2 separate regions of the Homo sapiens genome follow, and region 2 is linked to region 1. The links are chromatin loops, found by intact Hi-C in ENCODE. Cell type or tissue: endothelial cell of umbilical vein. All regions are shown on one strand. Links, peaks and the distances in the headings refer to the core of each region. The heading gives the core; the rest is flanking DNA. Region 1 overlaps MMS22L (MMS22 like, DNA repair protein). Region 2 overlaps LOC101927314 (a long non-coding RNA gene).

Region 1 (11,963 bases), core at 3,591-7,590:
CAAAAGATAATGAGAACTCAAACTGCTTAAGGTCTCTGACATACAAAAGGCCCTAAGCAAATATGCTGTTTAGTAATCAACTATGACATAGTTATTATGTCTCTATCGAAAAAGATTTCTTGAATAACACAGCTATCTCAGTATTTTTTGACTAAATTATTTAACTAATACATATCTAAAAATCACTCAAAGTAAATATTTGATAATATTTGTAGCACTATAAATTGATGCTTAAGAAAAGTCTTTCCTATGTCATTCTTTTTTTGTAATTTTATTTTATGCATGCTACATAAAGTGAGAAAAAGCAGCTCTATATAAGCAGAAAACTAAATAATGGTAATTTAGTAAAATTTAATTTAATCGTGCTGGCAGTGTAAATCACATTTCCATTTCCTATATCAACTTTAAAGAGAAAAGCAAATTTGCTTAAAAATGTTAAAATATTCAATATATAATTGATATAATTAGAAACACTAAAGTAATCTAATCCAATCCTTTATCCTTCAGATGAAAGAAATAAAATATGGGGACCTGCCTGAGGTCCCAGAGTTAGAGCTGAATTAGGTACAAAAGGCTCTTTCCATCACTTCATATCCAACCTTTTGCTTTTTCCTAAAAATCTTATATATCCTTAAACCAGTAGTTCTTGCTCCTAAAATAAATGTAGATACTGTATTAATGAATAACCAAGGAGATATAAAAAGTGCTTAATATGCAAGATAATAAGTGAACAGAATCAGGTATCAATTTTAACCTATCCCCTTCACTTTGAATCTTTGTATTAAACATAAAGAAAAGAACTAAAGCAGACAACAGGGTGAAGAAAGGATTCTCTAACTTCAGGGTTTCCAAAATAAATGCCATAAAAAACAGTAAGAGAAAAGATTCATTTATGTATATGAAATTTAATCTGACTCATTCTCCCACAATCATTATTCCAATGAGAATAAATACATCTGTCCAACATGTAAACAAGTTCATATATTTAAGTTATTCAAGTTCCTGGTGCCCACTAGTACATTCTAAATGACAAATTCAGAACAGCATACCAAAAGACAAGACATGACTGTATTAGTCTATATAGAAATCATGGAAAGATTGAACTGTGTTGTATTAGTCCATATAGAAATCATGGAAAGACTGAACTGTGTTGAATCTCTAAATTAGGCAAAATACACTTGCCTTCTGGGAAACAAGGGATATTTTGGTTACACGTTCTCACAAAACTTCTACTGTAATATAATTCTGAAATAGCTGGACCATTAATTCAACCTAATATATGTAATTTCTTATATTCCAGAGGCCACTTACCATCTTCCATGAGTAGTCTGCAGAATGTAAGAGATTCCATATTTTGTATCAAATTAATGGTCCAACCATTTCAGAATTTAAAAAGGAATGACCATGGAGACATAAAAACTTGGTGGCATTAAATGGCATGATAGTATAAATGCTTTCTACTATACTATAAGCTCTACAAGTGCAGGAACATTTTCATGTACACAAGAGTACTTACTAGCACAGTTCTGGGACACAGAAGCATTCAAAAAACATTTGCTGAATTACATTGGAATTCCTCTTAGGAAACCACAATTAAAAAACTGTTAGCTGTTTACTTTTGTGTGTGTGTATATAATTTTTTAAGATTATGACATTTATATATAAAAATCCCTTAAAACTTTTACACATCCAAAAAAATACATAAAATGCAAATTTCAAGTGGGGCCAATATATTTGCAACATACGTAATGTATAGAAGATTGATGTATTTAATACAATTTTGTGGCAAATTAATATTAAAAGAAAAAATAGATTACTTAATAAGAGGGTATCAGAACAATCCACATTCTGTGTTATAGGCTTTTCAAAGCAAACATATCAAAAGATTTCTTCTTCTTGACTTAATCTTTCATTTCCCTAATGTAAAATCTTCATCTTCTAGTAGTATACCTCAAAAGTGTAATGCATTAGAAAAAAAGGAAGTTGCACAGCTCTATGTAGCATCCGTGTTGTTAGCATGTACATAAACTTTTTAAAATGCACAAAGCAATACTACATTGGTTTTAGAATCTATTTTTTCATATTAAAATATTCTTCTGACATCTATTTTTCTTCTATTCCCATTCTCTGACACCTAATGTCAGAAGTAGAAAAGTAGATGTCAGAAGAAAGAAATGCGGCAAAGTGTATCAATAACACAGTGCTATAATAACAATTCACTCAAGACCTTAAATATGTGTACAAGTAGCAAAGTTAATTATTTTTATTATTAATGGAATGTGTGAAAGATGTCAGGAAAAACTTTAAAAACTTTTGAACTGCTATCTAAATAAACACAAACTTCTAAAGACTTAAAATTCCTCCCTTCTAATATTTGCCACCTATCATCTATATGACATAGTGTAGCTGACTTACTGCCACATAATCTAATCACATGCTTTATTTTATGTAGGGCAATCTCAGAGAAAATTCTGTAAGTGACATGGAAGTTTTAAGAAAAGTCTCCAACATCTGTCTATTATTCTATCCATCACAGTGTATTTCATTTATTTGTTTATATGTCTACCTCACTACACTGTGGGGCACTTAAGAGCAGCATTCTGATTTTATGCATCTCTACTTTCTCCAATACCAGCACAAAGTCTGTCATGGCAGGTACTTGATGGGCACTCAATAAGTGTACTGGCTGGAAAATACAGACATTTCTGTTTCATGCATAAGCACAAAATTAATACAGCAGAATTTTCTCCAAAGACATAAGAAAAATAAAAGGGGACAGAGATGTGACCAAGAAAGCAATTTATGTACTTAAAGCATAAATAGTATTCTTTTCATGGAATACCTATCATTGTACTGATTCAGAATGGAGCCCTAAAAAATCTTAATTTAGAATGGAAAACTCTGTCTAATAAACCATTCTCTCACTTTACTTCTCTGAAACCAACACACAGTAATGATTATAAAAGCAATCACCGCTAGGTACTCTGTTAGACATGACATATATTACCTTTTTTATTCTCCAAATCAGCTCTTCAATACGTATCATTATACACATTTTACAGGTCAGAAAGACTGAGGTTCAAAGAAGTGACAAGACTTGTTGAAGACTACAGTGAAAGAGCAGAGTCAGGATTCAAATTCACATTTGTAACATTTTGAAAAATACAGTAATTTTTTTTTACTATAAGCAAAAGACTATTCTATGTATGATTCACACATACGAAATGACTGAAGTGAAAATTTGCTCGAATGGTTTTGACAATGGATATATTAATGACCCACAAAATTGAAATACAGTGAATATCCCAGTTAGATAAGCTAAGCAAATCAAATTTTTAAGCAACTAGGATCTTGGAAACAAGAGCCAAGCCAACTAAAAACTATGTACAGTTCCTAAACATTCACTGGGTTAAATGTCGTTTGATTTATATACATGAAGTTTGAGATATTACACAGTTTTAAACAGTGCATGAGCACATTGTGTGTGTGTGTGCGTGTGTGTGTGTCTGTAGACAGAGTAACATGTCTTTGATATTTTTTTCTGTGAAGAAAATGAGGTTGCAGCCAGGCATGGTGGCTCACGCCTGTAATCCCAGCACTTTGGGAGGCCAAGGTGGGCAGATCATCTGAGGTCGGGAGTTCAAGACCAGCCTGACCAACATGGAAAAACCCCATCTCTACTAAAAATACAAAATTAGCCAGGCATGATGGCGCATGCCTGTGGTCCCAGCTACTCAGGAGGCTGAGGCAGGAGAATCACTTGAACACAGGAGGTGGAGGCTGTGGTGAGCCAAGATCACGCCATTGTACTCCAGCCTGGGCAACAAGAGCAAAACTCCACCTCAAAAAAAAAGAAAGAGGTTGTAGAAATTTCCATAGTATAATCCCACTTTTGTCCCCCCACCCTTCAAAATAAAACAGGTGGTAAAGGAGGCAGTGTAGATAAAAGGAGAAGCAATAGCAGCTGGGAAAAATATTCTCCAAAGTGTTCATAGTGGCTCCCTTTGCAGACGAAGGGTAGGGTTTAGGAAAAGAATGAGTTTCATCTTCTACTACATATAATTCTGTATTATTTACATTCTTTGCAAGATACATAAATTTGATAATATAAAAATGTAAAAGAGAGGCATTAAAAACTCTCTAGAGCCTTCAACTGCTTCAGAAATTACACTGAAAATGTTATTTGATATTTGATATTAATAGTAAGAAAAAAGGCTTAGAGAAATAGTGGGGTACCTATACTAACAAGCATAGAAAAAATACTAATACTGGAAAATAAAAGTTAATTTATTAATCCTTTTACCTATCATTTCACCACAGGCTCTAGAAGCCTCCTATCTGTTTTTCCATCTACAGAACTACAGCTTTGTTTTAAAAATCTGGAAAAAGTTAAAAAAAAATTTTCTAGTCTAAGGTTTTTCAACTAGTTAAAAATTTGCATCTGTTGGATATATGTAATTGGATCTTGAACATACGCTATGGCTCCCATTCATTTTTAAGAATTACATCTAAGGTTCTATTTTTTAAATCAAATCATTAAAAAAAATACCTTCTACACATAATCAAACAAGTCTATGAAGATCAAAGCCTCATTTACACTGCTGTGAATGGTACCCTTGAGGTTATGCAGCACACAATTTGTACAATACCCAAGAGCCCTGCCAAGACACACAGGAGCACATTCCCCACAGCCTTGTATCTAATGGTGAAAAATTCAAAATAGCAGAAGTTTTCACAAATAAGAAATAGTTAATCCACACCATGGAATATTATGGTATATCTACACAATGAACACCAATAATAATGTAGATGTCATCAATATGGAAAGTTGTTGATGATATAGTAAGCGAAGAAGCCAGCCCACTAAACAGCATTTAATCTTATTTTTGGTTTTAAAAAAGTATATGAATAGTAATGTGTAGAAGAATACAACAAAATATCAATAGTAGTTCTCTCAGCATGGTGAGTTAAATAACTTTTTAAAAAATCCATCTACATTTTCTAAGTTTAACACCAGAAATATATATAATAGCAGCCTAATATTGATTTCTTAAAAAATTACAGCTGTAGGAGTAAAATGAAACAAAGAGATCTTATATCATAAGATTTTACTATTTTTTTTGTTTTTTTTTTTTTTTCAAATCATTTGACTTATAGGAGAAACATTTTTCTTCCATCCCACCTCCTCCTTAAGAGAGAGATTTATGCAGCATAAGCCACATAATCGGGGCATTTTTTACTTTATATTTTTATCAGCTGCCTTTCAAACTGTGCTAACACTGTGGTTTCTGGATTTTAAAGATTAGTTGTTTGCACAGTCCTGTTACTGATGATGAAAAAAATACGTAATTAAGAGATCAACCAACCCAGTTGAGGCCCCCTGAAAGAATACTATTCCAGGAAGGGTGTACAAGGTTTCTTGCCCTGGGAGTTTCACTTCATAAATGGATTAATCCTTGGTTCACTAGAAAATTCTAGAACAATCAACTTCCCAATTTCTGATTTTTTTCACAATTAATCATGTTTTAAATATATATATATATATATATATATTTTTTTTTTGCATTGTTTCACTAGCGGCTGTTCACCACCAAAGAGCTCAAGATTCCTTGAAACCAACAAGGAGGATTTTTTCTTTATAATATTTTACTAGTTTCCAGGAAAACTGCCAGTAGGAGGCAGCAATGACTGGCTGTGGCAACAGCAGCGGCTCTGCTCTGCACAGTAGTTAGCTGCTGACTTCATTCTTCTGTCATTATATAAGCAAGATGACACTGTTCTCTAATCCAGCCAAAGCTGATAAGTACCATCAACCTGTCACTTCCTACATTTCAAATTCTAACATCACAGCATCAAAGAGTTTTTACATTTCGATTTCTTTTGCTGGCAGCAGCCGGTAGCCTCTCATTCTCCCACAGTGTTCTAATGCTGCATTTGCACACCGGGGTTACTCCCAGACTGAATAGCAGGTCATCCCCTGCTCACTGAGCTCATCTGTGGCCCATGTGCTAGGCAATTTAGATCCAATCAGCCCTTATTTAGCTCAAGAGTAATGAGCAGCATAGTGACACAGACTTAAGCCTGACCCTCAGGACACTGCTCATCAAGCAGTAAAACTGTGACAAAATCATTCATCTTCCACCCGCTGGCAAGAAATAATACTCGCACTCACTGTATTACTTTTCAAGATAAAAAAAAAAGTCCTGAATTTTCATGATGTGAGACATTAATTTGCAGAAAGCTGAATTCCCTTAAACCCCCCTGTTGCTATGAGCTCACCAGGGGGAAATAGGCCTTAGGAGACTGAAATGGAATAAAGAAAATTGCTCCAGCTTTCTTTTCATTTTAAATAAGCCTTAAATCTGACAAGAGATACCCTAAAGAGAGAAAAATATATATCTTGTAAGGTAAAGAAGAAACAATTGAAATTAAGAGTTTCAAATGCTAGTTTCACTCCTTGTTTGTCCTCAATTTCTTTAAAATATAAATAAAATTTCAAACAGCAGTTACTCACCTTTTTCCACAAGGCGGATGAAGAAAGCTAAGAACTGCTTCCCATAAACAATATGGTGGCAACAGTAAATTCATATCATTAAACATGTACTCTGATGTTTTCTACAAAACACATCTTAAAGAAAATAGCTTTAGGGTAACAGTAAGATGGTGAGAATAGCTAGAAGTATTTTAAAACTATAATGAATCTATTTTCTCCACAATTTATAGTGCCTTCTGAGGTTTTATTAATCCAAAAGTAATTAATTACAGGAATAATTAAGATTGGTTTCCTTCCCTCACTGTCATATTACATCATTAAAAAAAAAAGTCTGGTAGCTTATTCTAGTGCATTTATTGAATGTAAATGCTGAAATTTTACTTGCTTCCCAAGTACTTCCCTTTTATAACCAAAAGCCACAATGCCAGTTTATCATACTGAGTTTTTTTAAACTAGGTCAATGTACCAAAGTCACAATTTTAGGTGTTTTTAACCTATTCCATAGTCAGAGAAGAGTTAACTTTAACCAATCTGTCACGAATGGGATTTACCAGTCTTCAATATACTTACTATGACAGCCTGTCTTTGGTTTAAGAAACAGCACCGTGTGGTGCCATGAAAGAGCACAGTAGTGATGTCTTCCTACAAACTCATTGCTGAATTTCATCTAAAGCTTCAAAGATCTGGGTGGTCTAAACACCTATAGTGAACCACAGGGTTCAGACTAGGAATCACAGTGACATAAATAAGATTGGGAAAAGTAGCTTTTGCCTCATCCCATCATCTTTTGATTTATTGCCATTTGCTAAAGAGAAATATTCCAGTGGCTGGTAAAGAAAAATAATCATGGCACTTCTATTCCCTAAACAACTGAATTGATCCACTTTCAAAGGAATGAAATGCTTTCTTTACAGAGTATATTTATTTTTTCCTTCTCCTTTTATCCAATGTTCTTCACTCTAGTTTCTGTTTTACAGTGTTCTTTCTCCACCCTTATGTTTTCTCTTTTTCCTCTGTAATTATGAGAAGACAATTTTCTGGGTTTCATCCTAGAAAAATCATATTACTGGTAACTTCAAATTTTGGTAATAACTATAAATCAGAAATCATAAAGCTCTATTCTATTCTATGCTTCTTGAAAGTAGGAGTAATCTTGTAAAAAATCTAATATATTTTTATTTTTAATTCATTATTTATTTATTTTTTTGAGGCGGAGTTTCACTCTTGTTGCTCAGGCTGGAGTGCAATGGCGCATTCTCGGCTCACTGAAGTCTCCACCTCCCAGGTTCAAGCGATTCTCCTGCCTCAGCCTCCTCAGCCCTTGAGTAGCTGGGATTACAGGTGCCCACCACCACGCCCAGCTAATTTTTTGTATTTTTAGTAGAGGTGGGGTTTCGCCGTGTCGGCCAGGCTGGTCTCAAACTCCTGACCTCAGGTGATCTGCCTGCCTCAGACTCCCAAAGTGCTAGGATTACAGGTGTGAGCCACTGCACCCAGCCAAATAAAATCTAATTATAAAGCTTCATTCACCTCCCACGTTAATTATATAATTATTAGGAACTGGGGTTAAATATCAGCTCTGACCTAGATTACAACTACAGATTATAATCAGGGGCATAGCAAATAAAAAACCAGAAGACTAACAAGGGTGAGGAACGTTTGTGAAAGCTTTGATATCTTTTCTTTGTAGCTAGTATTTTGAATTTCTCACAGATGGACCCTGCTGTGATTCTATTTTCTTATGTTGTGCTGGAGTCACTCAATAGGCCCTTTCATTACAGAATCTTCGGTTCTGAGAAATTTTCTTAAATTGTTTTATTGATTATTTCCTTCATTCCATTTTCTAAGTTCCCTCTTCCAAATGCCTTCCTTCCACTCTAATCCCAATACAGACAATCTGCACTTGTAGATTCAAAGTGTTCCTGCAGACCCAGCCTTGAGAGACTGGTTCCGAAATGTCTCAAAAGGAAGGTAAAGGCTCAAAGGACCCACTTGCTGCACCTGTTTCCATAGTTCAGTGGAAAAAATTCAATGATAACTAGTGAATTAGAAAGATAAAATAATAATAGTCATCCAGAAAATACTAAGGAAAACACACTGAATTTTTCAATAACACCGAAAACCTTTCAACTGGGAAGAACAAACCTCCTATCATCCTCTAGAGGTCCCTTCTACCCATGGGTACTTAGAAGACAATAAACACAGAGATGAAATTCAGATTATGCATTAAATCCATATCCTGACTGCATGGATACTGTTGTCTGCTTGCATATGGACACTGGCAAGAATTGTTGGATAAGCATATAAAATTTCAGGACAAGTATAAACCATTAGCAAGTAGTATGAAATGGTGAAAAAGTGATGGTTTAAATAAATACAAGTTTCTTTGTCCTTCCTCTCTACCATCTTAGTCTTTCATGTAAAAAATACATGAGTGCATACTACATATGCTTCATGTGACTGGTTCACTGATATATCCTAAGTGCCTACTATCATAGTAGGCATTCAAAAATACTAGTTAAATTTGTTGAATAAATTGTTTTTCATGAATATGTCTCCCCTTTAGAAAATAATTACAACACAAGGTAAAAAACAATAAAGGACATTAGAGATTTAGTAACTATTCAGGAAATTCAACAGGAATAGAGATTATTCAAGACTGGTGTATTAGTCGGTTCTCACACTGCCATAAACACCCTAGACTGGGTAATTTATAAAGAAAAGAGGTTTAATTGACTCATAGTTCCCCATGGCCAGAGAGGCCTCAGGGAACCCAAAATCATGGAGGAAGGTGAAGGGGAAGCAAGGACCCCTGAATTGAATTTTTTATTTTATATTCACTAATTTAAACTGTCACACATAGCTAGTGCTACCCTACTGGACAGCAGAAATCTTCACATGACAGCAGGAGGAAGAGCTGCTAGCAGGGAAAATGCCAGATGCTTATAAAACCATCAGATCTCGTGAGAACTCACTCAATACTACAAGAACAGCATGTGGGAACCACCCCCATGATCCAATCACCTCTGTCCATTGACACATGGAGGATTATAGGTCTCTCCCTCGACACGTGGGGATTACAATTTGAGATAAGATTTGAGTGGGGACACAGAGCCAAACCATATCAACTGGTAACACACGGATAAGCATACATTTCTCTTGAAATGTACAAGCATGCATTTCAAGAGAAGCTTGACATGAAGCTTCTTGACATGAATATTATTCACAAAAAAATGAAGAAAAGATAAATGAAGAAAACCAACATGTATTGAATGTACTGAAAGCTTATTATGATTCATGTTCTGGACAGGTGCAGCATCAAAGTCAGTGCTATCCCTTGGCAAGTCTTTCTGCTGCTATCCACTACATTATCCACTAACTAAATATAGCTATTGAGGACTTAATATATAGCTGGTGTTACAGAACAGTTGAATTTTTTATTTTATATTCACTAATTTAAACTGTCACACATAGCTAGTGCTACCCTACTGGACAGCAGAAATCTAAGCAGATGTTCATGGAAATCCTATGAGGTGGATATTATTTTACAAAGATGCAGCTGAAACTTAGAAAAGATTAAGTAACTTCCTAAGATTGCACTGTTGGTAAATGAAAGAGGGTGATCTGAACTCAGGTTTACTGACCTTAAAGCTCCTGCTTTTTAATACAATGTTTTGACAGCAGCAACTATCAGGCACTACTAGAGGTTCCTTAAGAAGCAAAGGCAAAAAGCAAAACTTGCTGTGTGCATAAGTCTCCTGCCTGGAATACTGGCTCCTCCCATATATGATGCTCTTTAATTCCATCTCTACCTCTCATCAACATACTACTAACTTCTGAAAACACTTTCCATTCTCCTCAAATACCTCTAGTTTTTTCTTTTTCTATACTCTGCCATCTCACCCCTATGTCTACTATTACCAACACTGACCACTTCTGACTCTTGATTTTGACAATTACTTCCATTCCCCCAACTTAACCTTTTTCTAAGCAGTGACTCTCACATGACATGCTTATTCAGTCCTCAGCTTCAGCTCTGCTATACTGGTCATGTTCTGGCCTGAACCCTCAATTGGTTTTGACAAGAGGTCAAACTTGTCAACTTTGACCCTCAACTTCGTTGGACAAGAAGATATAAATAAAGGTAGAAAGACTTGGGGATTTCTTGAGAACTAGTAGCTCCATCTGACTAAAGGAGAATCACAAGAAAAAGTTACAGATTAAGGTAAAAGAAGACTGTGGATGGCTTTAAAGACCATGATAAGAAATGTGAAATTTTCTACTGTGTCTATTAGAGTGTCACTAAAAGTTTCTTTTTAATGTAATGAAATGTTCTAAAATAGTGGTGATGGGTACAAAACAACTATGAATATACTAAAAACCAATAAATTGTATGGTGTGTGAATTATATCTGAATAAAGCTAGCAAACTCTATGATATGTGAATTATATGTCAATAAAGCCATTAAAAAAGATAATCTGAGGAAGGAAGGCATTGGAGGCAGGGTGATTAGGCAAGTAGTATTAATGTTTTAAAAACAGAGGTAATGACATCTGTGAGAATAAAAGAAAGAAGATAAAAGGAATTCACCAAAGAAGACACACGCTCCCCACCTTACCAAAAGAATCAGCTGATTATAAAAAGAAAGGGTATACATATATGTCACATTTGTACCTTTAAAAATTACTTTTTCTACAGCAGCACTCAGTAACATAGCATTACAATTTCCAATGGGTCCACTGCAGTGAGGCAATGTTGTTTCCTACAATTCTTTGTTTTTAAAGAAAACGATTCATTACACACTAAAACAACAACAACAACAACAAAACTTGCTCAATGGTCACTATGCTAGAAGTATTATATTAAGAATGGGTAAAAAAACCATCCAAGATAAGACCCCTGACACACACACACACACACACACACACACACACACACACACACACACGTCCATTGATGTTGCCAGGCATAAAGCATAACGAAGAAATGATTATGAGTTCTTTTGAAAACAATACTTATGATGATAGCATTATCTAACATTCATTGAACACTTACTGATATGCCAGGCAATTTGCTAACTGCCTTATATTCATTATTGCATATAATTCCCAAAACATTCTAGTGAGGTAGGTGGTATTATCCTCATTTTACAAATAAGTAAGTCAAGATTTTGGCACATAAGTTTTTCCTCACATTATTTTAAATGAATCGCTTTATACTTATTTAAGGAAAACTCGTATCTATGTACCGGATTTAGATAGGGACTGAAAAAGTGACCCAAATACTAATTCCTATGCGTGAAAAACTGAGGAGATAATCTATGTTTCAGCAAAACACAAAAAAGTGGAACTCTGCAAAGCTAATATATTGAGTAGTTTATATTACTGCATGGGATTATAAAATATGTAATAGAAATACATTATGCCAAATTCAAGCCTGATAAAGAGTAAATAAGGTGAAAATACTAATT
Region 2 (11,963 bases), core at 3,926-7,925, 220 kb after region 1:
ACCCACCCACTGAGCCTTTTTGTTTCAGTTATTGTATTTTTGAGTTCTACATTTTCTATTGATTCTTCTTTACATCCATTTTTTTTTTGCTGAAGGTTTCTATTGCTTTCATTTGTTTCAAGCATGTTTAATAGCTTGTTGAAGACTTTTTATTAAGTCTACTTTACAGTATTTGTCAGATCATCTAGTATTTCTGTCACTTCAGTGTTGACATCTATTGATTATCTTTTTTGCATTCAGTTTGACATCTTCCCAGTTGTTGGAGCCACATTTTTTGCTGCGGTGTTTGGCTATATTAGGATGGTTATTATCTGAACATTTTGTCTTGCTAGGCTGTCCCTTTCTTGATCCTTTTCCTAGAGAGAGAAAGCTTTTGTTGGGGCTTTAGTCTGTGTCTGTTTAAGTTTTTATGTTTCCAGCTTCTTCACCTTTAGTTGTGGTATAAGGCAAGAAGAAAACCCAGGGAACTTACTACGATGTTATTCTTCAGGTCTCGAGGTTGCAAGTAGTCTTTTATCTTTGCTTTCCAGTCTTATATTTATTGTATAGGAATGTCCAGAGTTTTCAATTGTACCTAACTGGAAGAATAGGAAAAAGTACATCTACTGCATTTTGCCAGAAATGGAAGTTCTATATACCTATTTGAAACTCTAATTTATTTTTTAAACTCTTTATAATAGAAAATTTCAACCATATATATAAATAAAGAGAAGACAGCATAATGAACTCTATGCTTCAAAAATGATCAATATTCTGCCTTTTTTGTTTCTTTTTATCTCACAAGACACTAGTTGGGGGAGATTAGGATATTATAAATAAAATTTTATTCGACTCTAATTTGTTTTATAGGATAGTCTTTGATTCTTCATTAAATTATTACTTAAAACTGCTTTGTACAAAGATTCATGTATTTTCTTCCTGGAGATGTTTGTACATATTATTAATTGAAACTGATTATACACACATATAATATTCTGAGCTACCAGTATGCTGCCATATATGTTTATTAGACATGACAAGGTGAGACTTTTGGTGACTTTAAATAAATGTAGTTAATTAAGTGTTTAATTTTTCAAATGCAGAAATGAATATTTGTCATTGCTTAAATGACTCAGAACACTGGTTTGGGAAGACTCTCATATAGAATTGTGAGCTTGAATTTATGAATTATCTACCTTTCCCTCTGTGTTAGTCTTTAAAGATGAATGCAAATTTTAAAAATTTTCCTGACTAGCAAAATTCAAAGGCAACTATGATCTGTATTAAGTAGTAATTTTGGTGAGTTGCTAATTTATTGTATGATACATAATTTAGTTTTTAGAATCTGAAATGCAAAAGCTGATTCAACAAAAACCCAATACTCTAAAGAGTAGTAACCATAAAAATGTCTTTCTATGGCCACTGATGTCACTGAGGCTTGGTGTGGACTCAAAATCCTGCACTATTTCCTCTTCTTCAGAGGAGAACATACTCAGCAGTTCAGTCCAAAAATAAGTGAGAGAAAAAAAAATGCTACAGATAGTTTAATGACATACCCCTCAGGGTAAGTGTAGTTTTAGTCATGGTAAACAAAGGACAAATGGCAGCCCATCCAAATTGAGTCTGAAATTTCTTCAGGTATCTGAACAGTATTTATCCCAACAATAATGTGAGCTGTCTCTTTGTGTCAAGAGTTATAAAGCCAGCCTTTTAGAGGAGTTAACACACATTATGCCAGATCTCTGTCTTGAAACTTTTTGGTCTAAAAATACAAATGTGGGACAGTTGTATGTTTTAATGGAGGGCTAACATAACCTTTACTATTCCCTCTTTCTTGCTTATCCTTCCTTTAAAGTTATATATTTCAGATTCTTGATGCAGACTGCTTTTAGAAATCTATAGATTAAACTGCTAAAAATAATAGGTTTATAGAGTTCTGTTAGTATAAGGCTCTTGAAATAATTGGGGTTTTTCTCTATCCCCTTGTTATTCTGTATAATTTTTCTGTCACTTCATTAGTGACTTCTAGTTCTTGGATTTATTTATTTAAGTTAGTTATTCCTGCTTCTATTTTCTCATATCCTCTGTTTATGTTTGTATTCTATAGTTCTGGCTCATTGTATAAGAGAAGTTTGCTGCCTTAGTGAGATTTGTAAGTACTCTCGAATGTAGAGGCTGTGTTACTGTCCTTTTATTCCCAGCATGTAGCACATGGTACATAATGGGCTGTCAGTCACTTCTAGGTTAAAATTTTGAGATGGTGTTATTTGAATTGAAGGACAGATGGGACTTGCATGAATTTTGGCGTTCAATAATCCCTCCTCTTGCATCCTCAAACACAACAAAGCACACAAAATGCCCTAAAATAAAAATTGTTTTCAATTAATTTCTCACTAATAACTATAGCTCTCTCCCAGCTGGACTCCTGATTTGAAGATGATAGTAGCTATAAATGAACATTGAATTGAGTTAAACTAAGTGTCCTAGAATCTTACCCTACAGGATCAATGGCAAGGTCCTTCCAAGGTACATCTCTTTCTTTTTGCTATGATTTCTGCTCTTGCTATCTCCTTTCTTCTAAGCAGAGGCTCTATGGGTTCCTTATTCCCTCTCCCCTACCCTTTAATTATAGCATCCAGAGTATATCAGAGAGACAGTGTCTATATCTACTTAGGTAGTGACCAATCCATGCTATACTTAAGAGAAAGGACATTCTCTCTCTCTCTCTTTCTGTCTCTTCCTCTCCTTCTCTCTCTCTCCATCCCTCTTTATCTCTCTGAGACAGGGTCTCACTCTGTTGCCCAGGATGGATTGCTGTGGCATGATCATAATACACTGTAACCTTGAACTCCTGGGCTCAAGGGATCCTCTTGCCTTTGCCTCCTGAATAGCTAGGATTGCAGGTGCATGCCACCAAACCTGGCTAATTTTTGTTAAATTTTTCATAGAGACAGGGTCTCACTGTGTTGGCCAGGCTGGTCTCAAACTCCTGGTCTCAAGCAATACTACCACATTGGCCTCCCAAAATGCTGGGATTACAGGTGTGAGCAACTGCACCTGACCTAGGACATATTTTTCTTTAACCTCTGTAATTGGTGGCTAAAGCAAAATTGCATTTTATCCTTTCTATTCTCAATTTTCTATTGTGTCTCAAGTGGAACAAGCCCGCTATGCTTTTGTGGAACTTTAAAATTAAGCTTAAGGGAAAAAATCTAAAAGAAATAGTGTGTGAAAAATTATTCTTCTTCACTTTTAGGAGCCTCAGATGATTTGCTTGTTTCAATAGATTTTCTTTCCTTATTGTCCTATTCACAAGGGCTAAAAGAATCTTCTGTAGTATCCCAAATTGATTGAACCCTGTGTCACCAAAGAAGAGCTAGCTATATGCCATGGCAAACATTTGTTGAGTATCGACAGGTATCAGGCACATTGCTTGGTGGCACTGGGGAAACAAATATGTTTCATATTCATATCCTTAAAGACTCTCAGCATAGTCGGGAAAAAGGATGTTAAGAAATAAGTGCCAGAATGGTGAAAGAGGGTAAAGTAATATGAAACTACACATTATATAATAAGAGGGGCTATCGCTTCTCTCTGATGTAGATTGTAGGAGGTCAGGGCATGCTTCCTAGTGGACATCACATTAGAATTGAACAATGAAGAGCATAGGAGACAGTGATTCCACAGGAAGCACCCTGGAGGCCAAGAGACTGCAGTGGTTGTTGACATAGCCTGAAGGATCCATTGGGCATTTTCTCAGAGATTTTCCAGGTCTCCAGAACTGATGTCTCATACTCACTTTATATCTCTGAGGGTTGTTTTAGGGTCTCTAGACCAATCCACTATTGTAGTTTTAGTTGGAGACCCTCTTGTATTAATGATATTTCCCATTGAACTGTTCTCTCCACCTGGGATCATTCTGCTGTGACTATGCCATAAAAAAGGACATTAGAAAATATGATATGAAGCTCTCTTTTCTCCATCCTATGGTTCTGAACTGTTTTGAGCTGGTCTGGAAGAGCATGCAGGCAAAAAGACACCATGAGTAGAGTGATAGATATAATTCAAATTTGGCAATGATATGAGGGGATATATGTTCTTATATTGAAGAAGTGCCTTTGGGTCTTACAAAAAGGGACAATTAACAATAATATTTACTTAATCAAAATCTCTTTTTTTCCACTTAAGAAGCCCACCGAGCACAGTGCTTATACTATTCTTCAAGGACTAGTGTACACTAATAGCATATATTATTCTTCAAGGAATATTACTGAGTCACTAGCTTGGCTATTCTACTTTGGTAGTATGGAAGTTTTTGTTATTAAGTACATTTAAAAGGCTGTGAATTTTGGTATAAAAAGAATATAATTAAGTTTCTAGTTTTAAAAATGTCAGAAATCTGCCTTAGTCAAGCGATCAATGTTAACACTAGTTGTAACACATAGTGACAACATGAATCCCTTGAAATGATGTTCTGAACAGAACACAATATCTCTTCTGTGGTATTCTTGCCAAAACTCACAACTTAGAAAGTTTCTAGGTCATGAAAGATAAGGAAAGACTGGTGAACAATTATAGATTAGAAGAGCCTAAGGAAAAATAACAAAGAAACGCAGTGTGGTGTCCTGGATGGGACATTATAACAGAAAAAGGACATTAGTGGAAAAATTGGAGAAATTTGAATGAAGTCTATAGTTTAGTTGATATTATTGTACAAAAATCAGTGTCCTGGTTTTGATAACTATGTCTAAGTACAAAATGCTAACACTAGGGGAAACTGAGTTGGGGTATACGGAACTCTGTATTATTTTGGCAAGTTTTTTTGATTTCTAAAATTAGTCAAAACAAACATTTAAAAGATCTTCATACATATGTAAATGTCATATAAATATGCAACTGGAAATAAAAGCAGATTTATTATTCATGTATTTACATTGCCAGTGATTGTTAATGGTTATTTTAAGTTTAGAGGTGTTTGTATCAATATGGACACTATAAAGTTTTGAATAAGTTTTAAAAACAATGTTATTCATATTAACTCAAAGTTTTTGGCCAGGCGCGGTGGCTCACGCCTGTAATCCCAGCACTTTGGGAGGCCGAGGCGGGTGGATCATGAGGTCAGGAGATCGAGACCATCCTGGCTAACAAGGTGAAACCCCGTCTCTACTAAAAATACAAAAAAAATTAGCCGGGCGCGGTGGCGGGCGCCTGTAGTCCCAGCTACTCGGGAGGCTGAGGCAGGAGAATGGCGTGAACCCGGGAAGCGGAGCTTGCAGTGAGCCGAGATTGCGCCACTGCAGTCCGCAGTCCCGCCTGGGCGACAGAGCGAGACTCCGTCTCAAAAAAAAAAAAAAAAAAAAAAGTTTTTGGTTTTATTTGAGTGGTTTTTGGTTGGTGTTCCTTCTCTTTAAGCTGCACTTTCTGGATATTTTTCTAAGCATTAATAATGATACTTATAGTAGATTGTAGCAGAAATAGGATTAATTTTTTTGGTTTATGAAACACTAAGTACTTTTTGAGGATAAAATTGGCTGTCAGTCCTTGGAAATGCTGTACTGATAAATTTGCTTGCTTTTAAACATTTTTTTATTTCTGCCCCCTACCCATTCTCCACCTTTTTGGATTACAAACCACAATGTTCTTGCCTTCTCTATTGCCCTCTAGGGGTAGACTAGAGAACTTGTGCCGTTGTGAATTCCTGACTGCAGTTCAGGGGGAAGAAAATAACTTGGAAGTTTCTGAATTTAGTGGAGATAAATACGGATAGCTCAGAAATATATTTACCAAATATCACAGTCTCGATCTTTGTCTAGCATTGCCAGCATGTTGTTTAAAGACCTATTGTTTATTGTGGCATATGCAAATCCCATTAGCCTTGTGCCAAGTGGAAGACTTGGGGGCATAGTAGATGCTTTATTCACAAAGACAATGTCAACAGAAGCCTTCAGGATCAATCTCTCATCTGTGATCCTTCCTCCTTCATCATGCACACCCCCTTCCCTCAGATGCCTCAGGCTCTTTGTTCCCCTTCCTAATATTAAAACCCATTCTGTTAGCTCTTTTTCGGAAATAAATGTTTGTGAAGAATTAAAATGTTATTTCACCTATTTCTGCTTTTGGAAAAAAAATCCTACACATTTACTCCCTACTAAGAATATATTATTCTTCAATTTATTTGTTTATTCTTTCATCTCTCTACTATCCTTCGGAGTTCAGGTGTTAGTAGCACCATATTTGCATCGAATATTTTCATTTGCTAAATTAAAAAAATCTCAGAAGTATCTTTACCTTTTTTTGGTAACATTGCACTTTTATAGCATTACTGAGACTTTATTTTCTAGGAATATAAGGCTAAAATGAAATTTAAGTCATAATTCAATATGGTGAATATTTTAATTCTTGACAAAAATATAACTTTTCTGAGATATATTTATTTTATGAATGCACAAAAGAAATATATATATGAGTTAATGAAAGCTTCCAATTGACATTTTTAGACTGGAAGTTAACTGAGGCCAGCTAAACGTGTTAATTAGTTGACTGTCATTTTTAAATAGAGATTTACAATATGAGTTTGAACTTATTAATATTATGAATTTCATTGTTGTTTTCCTGTGAGCTGTATGAAACTCACCACAGTAGAGAGCTGGATGGTTTCAATATCTAATGACTGAACTTTTCACCTCAGGCCTTGGGTCACATTAGGCTTTGGTTTCAAGTGATTGACAGCCATTTCATAGTAACCTGAAATGAATTGGGGGTCAAAATCATCCAAATGATGGAGAGAAAATGCCCCCGTTAGAAAAAAATAAAGGCAGAAGTAAACTAACCAGTGTAGTTGAAACTAATTGGCCTCCTTATTGGCAAAGGATTGAACGGGCACAGGGACTGAATTAATCTCTTGAATTCGGTGGCAGATCCTTGCAGGTTGAAATTGTGAATTGGCAGGTTAGCATAAGGGGTGGCTGTATCCCCCTAGCATGTGATACTTCTGTTCTGTGAATTTCCATTTTGTGGAGCTGTCAATCTGAGGCTTTTGTGAGCATTAAACTTTCTTTAGAAACAACACCACTAAAAAAAGAATGACCCCACCTCCTAAACTACCACATAAATCAGCTTGATTAGTAATCTCTATTAAGAGACATTGAGTTTTGAATTGGCTGGGGTATTGTAGGTCCAGAATGAAGGACTTGGCAGGCCCAAATAGGGAAGTTTGAACATCTGCCCTACTCCGTCCTAGCACTTCTGCAAGTTTTAAGCCTATTCACAAATGGCCTAAATTATAAAAGTGCAAACTGTAGTTCTCCACAAGCAGTTTTTCAAATAACATTAAGGGGTGAATATATAATATTAGTATTTATTGAAGGTGTAGAAATTCCATAAAATATTTTATATTAAGGAGAAAGGTAACAGTAACAGACCTTTATATTTGAGCCCATTAATACCAGCTTTCTTTTAGCATTCTTCTTTTCTGTAACAAGTGAAGTTTGATCTTGAATTTTTATTCAAAGCTCTGTAAACCAAAGCCACAGATGGGGTATTGCTGTGTCATTTCCATGGCCTTATACAGATTACAGAATGTATGCAGCTGTCCCATACTCCCTTAATAGACCTTCAGCTTTTCAATACATCTTCCACTGATGGCATTTCTGTGGATAAACATCATTTCAGAATGAAATGTGCCAGATGTCCTGCAGTGCACTTAGGTACAACAAGGCACTTTTTAAAAAAGTCGCGCCTGTATTATTTACTCATTTAGAGAATGTGACTTCTGGAATATACATTGGAAATCCAAAATTTGCTGAATGAGAGAGGAAATATTATAAATAGTTTTTAACTCATATGTACCTTAAAATTCCCTTAAATACATTTTTTCTGGACCATAAAGAAATCAATGTTTTATATCCAGGTTTCTCATAATTTTTTCCTCTAGGAGGCATAACTCAATCAAAATCTCTGGTTACTACTGAATAGAAATAGTCCTTTTTATTGAGGTTAAAAATTGCTAGATCAGGGATTTGGAATATATATGTATGTCTATATATACACACATATATATAATGTTTCCTTTAGTATAGCTAATTTTATGAAGCATTCCTTTCAACATTCTTGAGTTTTATATTCCTGCCACAAGAAAATATTATTTTCAAGTTCTGTATTTTGTTATTGTTGTTGTTAAGAGACTGGAATAGGTGATCCAAATGAAAGTAAAACACCAGTGAGAAATGGCAATTCAGGATCATTCCAATATCAGCATTTGATTCTCTCATATCAGATGCAACTATACCACATGCTCAATTGAGTGCTTGACTGACTATTGACTTATGTCATTTAACATTTTTTTACATACATACCACTCTTCAAAGCCTGCAAATCATTGACTGCAAGGACCATATCTTCTGCCACTTAATATGCCTCGTTGCTGAACACAATGTGAGATTTTAGTCAGTGGCTGTTGAGTTGATGACTACGTTTATGGTAAACTAGAACAAGGAGATGTGTATTAAATTTTTCTATGAGGAAATCCATTTTCACTTATAAGTGCTTATAGATTATACCAAAGATATAGACTTCACTTAATTGCGATATCGCAAACTGTGGTAGCTTTAGTGTTCTTCAGCATGTTTTTTATGCATTTTTCATTTTTTAAAGAGTGAGATTTGTAGAGGCAGTCCACTAATAGCTGATAAAACTGAGGTACAGACCTTTAGATGGTCCACAACTAAAGGAGATGGTGCTAGGCTGTATTTTGAAGCTTCTGAGAATCCCTAGGAATTATTTAAAAGAGACACGTCCTTCAATATTGCATAAACTAATTATCTATGAACTGTTTATCCTAAGCAAAATAATAATAATAATAATAATAAATCATAATGAGAAAATGTTACTCCAGGAACGTTGACAATTATTTAAAATCTCACTATGTATTTAATTCAAAAAGTGTGATTCTTGAGGCTGTATACTTTTCTATGTGTGCACTCCCTAAGAAAACTAGCTGAAACTTTTAATGATTTATCAAATCACTTGATAATTTTATATATTGTCAATTTACCTCCTCTTCCTAACAGCAATGTTCCTCTTAACACAAAATATACTGCATTTAGAAAACTGAAACATATTTATCATTTGTCTTGCCATCAAGGTTTTTAGAAAATATCTGCGCTGTAGTTCTGTCTCTGACAGCTGTGTGGTTAATTTTTCGATCCCTGGTATGTAGCTGTCTCTTTCGGTGCTGCTGCGTTTGCAGCCATGCTGTCAACATCCACCAGAGAGCAGAGCAGCTCCAACCCCCACATCTTTCATGCTAGAAATAGATGGAGACAGTAACACAGTCAGATCCTTGGCCAAACAACGCGGATTGCAGTTCATTTCAAAGGTCAGCACATATTTAAGCTTGCTTCATTACTGCCACCTTTATGCCTGAGATTTTCATTTAAAAAAAAAATCAGTTTACCCAGGTTCCTTTAGAGACAGAAAAATGAAAGTGCTGAGTCCTATTTTCATTTGGAGATATCAAGCTTTTTATCAAATTATAGTGGTGGCGTTTCAGAATATTTCATATCTGATCAAGAGGGAAATCCAAAAATAATTTTCTCTTTATTCAGGAGTCTTTCAGGCAGGAAAACTGTTTTATTTTTTACTTAATATTGTGCTCAAGCCAATCATTTTAAATTCATAGAGAAAGCAGACATTTAAAAACAATTTATAATAAAAATATTTTGGAGTTTAATATTTTTATTTATATTTTCTAATGAAAACACCACAATTTGTACTCTTTCGACATGTTTTAACTTATCAACTAGTAAAATAAATATACACACTTTCCTTTCTTATATTAAGGATGGTGAACAAGTGGATAATTATAAAACACTTTCTAGTTAAAAAGAAATAGTTTGCCTTTTAAGAAAAAAGCAAGGATGGTTTATTTTGTTTTAAATCAAATCTGTCCTTTTCCTATTTACCATAAGGATCTAATATACATAGGAAGAATATGATACAGTATACATTAGGAATATTAATATGGCCTGTGTATATTAAGGATTCTCAATGGTTTATGTCACAGATATCTTTAAAACTAATACTTTATTTTTAATTAAAATAATTAATTTTGAGACGAAGCTTTACATCTTCTTTGCAAAAACAGAGTTCTAGGAAATGAAAGAAAATCATTCTGAGATAGGATGTACAAGCCACTGAGAAAATACATTTTCAAAATAGTGTTTTAATAAAGGTTTTTGATACCAAAATGTGAAAAAAATTGTATAAGTGGTTTCGTTAATCATTGGAAATTAAACTGCCTATAATTTTTTTAATGACTAACAACATAAGTAGTAAAAAATTTTTCAAACTTGATGTCATGATCATTTTAGATCATTGAAATTTATATTTTTCTTGTAACACATTGTGGGAACATAATTATGGACATACCTTAGAAAGAGTTTAAAAGGAATGCCTGGAGGCTAAAGGCTTCCTAAAAGAAATACTCACATACTCAGGTTATATAGCTGAATATATATATTATATATATATATAATATATATATATATACGTATATATTTTAGTGATAATTTTAACTAGGTTATTTTAATTTTGGCATTCATGTATTTCTGAAATGAATATTTAAAATACACTATAACTGAAAGAGGAAAAAACATATCTATATTTAAAGTATAATAATTTTAGATTTATAAATAGATTTTATAAAAGTTTTTTGAATACTTCATTAATACTTTATCTATAACTTACTTTAAAATAATTAAGAAATGTATATGGCTGAAAGTCCAGTCATCAGTTGTATTTAGACTTGGACTACTTCACTCAATTCTATAGGCTGGTTGGAATTTGAAAACAAATTCTCATTTGTTTTCAGGAATAATGATCTATAAAAAGTATGTGAATGAGATCCAGAAAATATGATAGTAGGACATTAGGATAAAAGTAAGAAATGTGAAAGGTGAGAAAACTGGGAAAAAATAGGACCTCAAGTCCCTTGGACCATCCAAGTGCATCTTTTAACCTGAAAGATAACATGAACCCTTTTTCTTGTCCCTCAGATTCTAAAGTACATGGTGCTGATTTTACTTGTTATAAATTCTAACGTGACTTATATATAGGTTCATTTACTTCTTTCTTAGATGCAATTTAAAACAACAACTCAGCATTATGAAATAAAACCAGGTAACAAACTTGCATAAGTGCTCCCTGAATCTAAAGTAAAAGTTGAAAAAATTAAAACCAGCAATAAAAGAAAAGCAAACTTCTATTAGAAAATTATATTCCTATTTTAAAGGAAGTAAAAAGATATTTATTGCCAATTATTTGCCCAACAGCACATTATCTCATTTAACCTTCATTATCACACTGGGAGCTGGGTGGTGCTAGGCCCATTTTACAGAGAAGAGACTTAAAATTTTAAGAATTTAGTGATTACCTCTATTACCTAGCCAAGGCTTGGTCCCAGATCGTCTGACTTCACGTCCTATTTTTCTCTTTTGCTAAGTTAAAATTCTGGACAAAGACAAAAATCCTTTCCTTAAAGGTTAACTATCTTAGAGATTCATGGATTTGAATTACTGGCAGAAAGAAAAATTAGGAAGAGCAAAGATTAGCTGTGAGGTGAATGATAATACATGGGTGATTTCTATTTTTCAGTTTGCGATTTAATTCTGTAGTCAATTATCTGTATTAAAAAACAAACTAACTAAAGTGCTCAAAACTTAGACTGATTTGTTATTTATCAGGTATTTATCCTAACACTTTAATTACTACTCATAACAGAATAATTAAACCTATTTGGCCTATATTCCTGGTAAAATGGGAGTTTTATATATGAAAAAATAGCACACATCATTTTTGGATAATTAAAGGTAGTCCATTGTATGTGATATTAAAGGCTGATATCTTTAAATACGTCGTGACAATTTTAAGGGTGGAAATATAATTTAGCTTGACTTTTGGCTTTTTTTTTTTTTTAACATGGGTTA

Evidence for each region. A loop is a pair of places that touch in the nucleus more often than their neighbours do. Peaks named below come from ENCODE experiments on the same cell type or tissue, not always from the same donor. Only the 100,000 strongest peaks of a DNase experiment are listed, where the experiment ranks them.
Region 2: it touches region 1 in a loop (9-fold over the local background); 1 of 110 quality-filtered maps calls a loop at or near these places.

The regions. Positions count from the first base shown.
Region 1 is chr6:97,209,563-97,221,525 of GRCh38, forward strand. The region is part of intron 14 of MMS22L (MMS22 like, DNA repair protein); the gene reads right to left. Among named protein-coding and RNA genes, the nearest start is that of MMS22L, 68 kb to the right of the region's middle. In endothelial cell of umbilical vein, for the core only: a CTCF peak has its summit at 5,694 (motif pointing right); a DNase peak (open chromatin) is centred at 5,689; H3K27ac peaks cover 323 bases.
Region 2 is chr6:97,431,532-97,443,494 of GRCh38, forward strand. All of the region lies in intron 1 of LOC101927314 (a long non-coding RNA gene), which reads left to right. Among named protein-coding and RNA genes, the nearest start is that of MMS22L, 150 kb to the left of the region's middle. In endothelial cell of umbilical vein, for the core only: a CTCF peak has its summit at 5,635 (motif pointing left); no DNase peak of the experiment used is centred there; H3K27me3 peaks cover 151 bases.